2 separate regions of the Mus musculus genome follow, and region 2 is linked to region 1. The links are chromatin loops, found by intact Hi-C in ENCODE. Cell type or tissue: heart. All regions are shown on one strand. Region 1 overlaps Arid1b (AT rich interactive domain 1B (SWI-like)). Region 2 overlaps Arid1b (AT rich interactive domain 1B (SWI-like)).

Evidence for each region. Peaks named below come from ENCODE experiments on the same cell type or tissue, not always from the same donor. Only the 100,000 strongest peaks of a DNase experiment are listed, where the experiment ranks them.
Region 2: a loop joins it to region 1, with 1.9 times the contacts of the local background. A loop is called at or near these places in 1 of 42 quality-filtered maps.

Annotation. Positions count from the first base shown.
Region 1 is chr17:5,057,436-5,059,935 of GRCm38, forward strand. The region is part of intron 2 of Arid1b (AT rich interactive domain 1B (SWI-like)); the gene reads left to right. Among named protein-coding and RNA genes, the nearest start is that of Arid1b, 64 kb to the left of the region's middle. In heart, a CTCF peak has its summit at 1,090; a DNase peak (open chromatin) is centred at 1,126; H3K4me3 peaks cover 1,162 bases; H3K27ac peaks cover 736 bases.
Region 2 is chr17:5,106,541-5,109,040 of GRCm38, forward strand. The region is part of intron 3 of Arid1b (AT rich interactive domain 1B (SWI-like)); the gene reads left to right. Among named protein-coding and RNA genes, the nearest start is that of Arid1b, 110 kb to the left of the region's middle. In heart, no CTCF peak of the experiment used is centred here; no DNase peak of the experiment used is centred here; H3K27ac peaks cover 599 bases.

The DNA of each region.
Region 1 (2,500 bases):
CTGTCTCTGTGTAGATTAGCCAGGAGAAAGTTCGTGGTACTGAGGCAGTGCTTTCAGAGTGATTGCTCCCTCGGGTGTGCAGGGTAGGGCTGGGAGGACAGCCTCTAGGCCAGTGGGTTCTCTGCCCATCCACAGGAGGCCAGGCTAGGGTTGCTGAGTGCCTGTGAGGGGGGCTGCTGTGAGGGATGGTGGGAAGGGACAGTTTTAAGGTGAACTGGGACAAGGGTTAGCAGAGCAGCACCACAGGAAGGCAAGGGCCACAGGCTGGGCCCAGAGGATACTCTCTGTGGTGGGAGTAGACCCTCAGGGCTGCAGCTCTGCCTGCTGCCTGCTGATGCTCTCCCTGATGCTGGAAGCTGCAGGCTCCTTGATTGAAGCCCTGCCTTGCTGGTCTCCACCTACTCCTATTGGAAGATAATCATGTTTTCATAATTGATACTAACAATCTAACAGATATGGCTAGCCTCACTCCTCAGAGAAAGACAGAATGGCATGTATCACAGGCAAAAGGTTTTTTTTTTTTTTTTTTTTTACTAAAGTTTGTGTTTAATGCAATTTTTAGCAATAGAGAACAGAATGGAAAAAGAACCTTCTGATTCATACTTATTAAGCAACCCAGAAAATAAGTTAACTGTAGTAGGGCAATCAGGAATTTTATCTACAGGCACAGCTTCATAGTATCTGTATGTGTGGCCCAGTGCCAAGACCAGTGTGAAACTAAAAACAACAACAGCAAACTGTTAGAGCAATTATAACAAGTCAACTTTGTATCCTTCTGTGTCAGGAATGAAAAATAAAGAGTCCAGCTTCCCCGGCCTGCCGGCCTGCCGGCCAGTATTTAGCATTCCTGCTGCTGTTTACAGAGCTTTGCATATGGTCTTTGAAACCCTGCGTGCTCTTTCAGCGTGAACCATCTACTCACTCTTATCAGCTTTCAAGATGCTGTCTCTCACAGCTCTGCCACTGTTAGAGCAGGTCCGGAATCAAGCAGGGAGCTGGGAAAGAGCTCCGCTGCAGAGCTCGGCTGCAGACCGCCATCCTGGCTGGAGGTTGCTAAGCTTCTGTGTACATTCCTGGTGCCCTCCTGGTGGCCTGATCCTTAGGCCTCCTTAAGTTAAAAATACTGGGTGTGTGTGGTCTTGGCAGCTGGCACGAGGCCAGGCTTTTTATATCCTGCTCTGGCCTGGGAATGGAGCTCAGCAGAGGGGGTGCACAGTGTGGGGAGGCCCTGCTGCCTGGCTGTTCTGGTTTTGTTGTTCTAAGGAAGAGACAGCTGATGCTGGCCCTCCACGCGCATCTTTCTTTTGGTCTGATGTTTGTTAGAGTAGCCATAGAGAGCCAACTTTAGAGTTTAATTTCCTTTCCCCTTTGAAGCCTGTTATACCATCTGTTAGAGAGAAACTTCTATGCCTAACTACTTATACTTTAACTAATTAATTGGGCACTGGGTTCCTGGACATATTTATTAAATGTCAACAACTTGGGACATTTAGTCTTTGTTTTTAGAGTTTTATGTCCAGTAGGATTTTTCTTAAACTATGTCCAGAATATCCTCGGGAGTGTGCACACTGCTTTACATTTTTTGTTATGAATTATTGATTAGATTGTTCTGAAGGTATCCATTTGTTTCTTCCTCCCCACAGCAGCACCTAGGAAGCTGTTTTCTGTCTCCCTCCCTCTTCTGGGTGCTGTTTTACATACTAGCATGCCAGGGCTAAAGGAGGCAAGGCAGACTCATCGCCTGCTTGTGCTATTAGACATCCGTACAGTGAGGAACAGTGCTGTGGAGTCTTCATTGTGAATGCTGTTCAGGCTGTTCCCTGCAGTATGTGGGTCAATGGGTGGCCCAGTTCAAGACCTGGGGCACTTCAGAAGAAGTGAGGTGTCTGCCCCTGGAGAGGTGTCTTCTGGGAGAGGCAAGCATCCATGTGTGTCTTGTGGGGAGGGAGTGGCTAAAGCGCTTATGGCGTATGATTGATAAGCCGATTGTCACAGTCGGGTGGACCCCAAGGAAGGGACAAGCATGTCATTGGCCCTGACAGTGATTGACAAGGGGAGGCAATTCACGTGCTTTCTCAGATGAAGATGCACTAAAGCGTTCTTTTGCACTGTTCTTCCCAAGGCCTCACGGCCACATGCCTTGTGACATTCTTGGGATGTTTTTACACAAAGTGAGGTCCTTTGCAATTTTAAGTATTCTTTACATTTAATTTATGTTTGTGTGTGTCCTGAGTGTGGTGCAGGCATGTCAGTGTGTGGGCACATGGAGGCCTCTGTTGGCCTTGTTGCCTTGAGACAGGGTCTGTCAGCAAACAGGTGCACATTACTTTCTCTAGGCTGCCTGGCCACCAAATCTCTAGGATCTTCCAGTCTCTGCCCCCAGTGCTGGGGTCACAGGTGAGCAGAGCTGTTTCTCACTTTTCTTGTAGATGCTGGGGATTTGAACTTGGGTCTTTATGTTGGCCATAGCAGGTAGTCACCTCCTGGAATTGAAGACTAT
Region 2 (2,500 bases), 49 kb after region 1:
GTGGTAGTAGCTCTTCTTCACCATCTGTCTGTGCATGTGATGTGTGATGTGGATCAGGGTTAGCACACTGCCACTGCAGAGGACAGCCTTTGGAGACTGGCAGCCGTGGTGGCAGCCATTTTTCCTGGGGACCTTTCGCCAGCCCTCATCGCACATCTTTACCTTTGTGACAAGCAGTTGCTCACCTGGCATCTTGCCATTTTCTTAGCTTTGGGGAAATCAAGTTCATAGACAGTTTGCCTTACACTGTAAAACATTAACAATCAGGCCAGTCCCTGTGTGTAGCTAAGGATAGCAGGCATTGGCACACACTTATTATTTCCCCAGTTAAAGCTGTGGGAGACTGAAAACTCTGTTACCAGCAAGGGGGCCACAGAGTGAGCTCGGGTGTCAGGGCTAGCTCAAGGCCCAGGCAGCCTGCCTCTATGTGAGCTGGCAGCACAAGCAGTCCTCAGGGAAGCCAGCCACCGCAGGGAACTGTTCTGGGGAACTTACTCTTTGAAGTGTTCACCAGGGAGGGACTTGGGGAGAGGGACCATGGTGGTGGTGTATGCAAACAGATTGTCTAACTGCAAAGAGAAGTTGCTCCAAACACTGTAGAACTGTTGCAAGTGCCTTCTGTCTGATCATGCATTCCGAATTAACATGTAATACTTCACAACACTGTGGCAGGGCAGTGGCGTAGCAGATTAGGGGCTTGGCATGCCTGTCTGTCCTGTAATGGAGGGCTTGGGAGTACCTCTGGCCAGCCCTCTGCATTTCCTTCCTCCTTAACTAGCTGGACTCAGTACATCTTCATAATCTCTGGAAATCCTCTCAGATGCTCTACTCCCTTAGAAACCCACTCCTAAACCAGGAGCCTCCCTGCTCCTATCCTCTCAGAGCAGGACCAGGAGGAGGCCTGGTGGTCTTTTCACTTCTGATCACTAAAGATAATCCCTGCCGAGACTCTGCACCTCCTCAGGTTACCTCACTTACCCTTCAGTGTTCACATCCTAAACCTTCATCTCCTAGGCCATGCTGCTATCTAGTTCATGGAGGGGTGAGATGCTGCAGCCCATAGACACAAAGGTTGCTGCTGCCCTCCATAGTGCCTCACAGGAGACCCCACCCTCCCCCATGGCACACATATACCTGCCTTTCCCTTCTCTTCCTCAAGCACTGCTTTCTCTTTCTGTTGCTTCTGTGGGCGTCAGAACACGCTGGCACTCTTCTCACCCGCTATCTTGTCTTTCCTCTATGGCCCATTACCACTTGAATTTACCTCACTAGATAAGACATTTATTTCACTACTTGCTGAAACAGCTCTCTCCGTGTGGTTTTTGTGCCTCTTCTGTTTAAATTGGCAGGTAAAATTGTAAGTATCATCCCGTATAGCAGGATGCTCTGAAAGTATGCAGACATTAGGGGTGACTGAACCCAGCTAATTATGGTGTGCACTGCTCACATGATTTTTGTGGTTGGAATACTTCTAATCCACTTTTAGCAGTTTTCCTTCACAGTCTATTGTTAACCACAGTCACCTTGTGGCACAGTGGGTCCCCTGCATGCATTTTTCCAGTGTCCTTTGCCCAGTACCTCCATCCCAGCCTAGGTTCTGACAAGCAGGAGTGTGTTGTCTGCTCTGTGTGCTTCCTCCCTGGAGTCCACACCAGCCTGGATCAGATGCTCAGAGAGAGGAGGCCCCACCCTTCCCTGCAGATGCCATTCTTTCTGATTGACCTGTCAGAAGCATTTGACTGGGCGAGCATCCTGTCCTGTGGCTTCTTACTTTCATCACTGACCTCCTGGCTCTCCTGGGACCTCTTGGTCACCACTCCCTCTCCACTCTGGTTTCTCTTTCTCTCCCTTCCTCCAAGTGTTGACCTTGGTCTGGCCTCAGCTTCGGAGCCTTTCATGTCCCCACGGTTCTTCACTGTATGTCTTCGGTGTCGTGGTATTGACTATCTAGTGACTGTCAGATGTACCTGTAGATGGGACTCTCCTCCCTGCCTGTCCAGCTCCTGCCCTGGACTGCAAAGAAGATGACTCAAAAGGTTCTGAAGCTAACATAAAACCATGCTCTGGGCCACCACTCCTTCTGCAGATCTTTGCCTTCTGGAACTCCTTCCCCCAAATAAATATTCTCTTTTTCCTGGCAGCTTGACCAGAAACTTCAGAAACAAAAACATTATGTTTGTCTTGTTGTGTGTGCCAACTCTTGACAATTGTGTGAAATTCAGAGACCTAGAGGCCCGCCTGTCCTGCCTGTAGCACTCCAGTGCCGTCTTCCACTTGCCTCTCTGCCTTTCTGCTTTGGTTTTCCCTGAGCTGGGTGCTGCATGGTTTGCACAGACCTGTGTATTAGGGTTTTGGTATTGCATGCACCTCCCCAGTAGGAAATCAGCTTTGTGGGAGGAAGGACTTTGCTTTGTGGTTCTTTTATCTCTAGTCCTGAGGTCAGTGTCTGGCACAAAACAGATAGACAGTAAACATTTTGAATATTGTTGCTATTTTAATT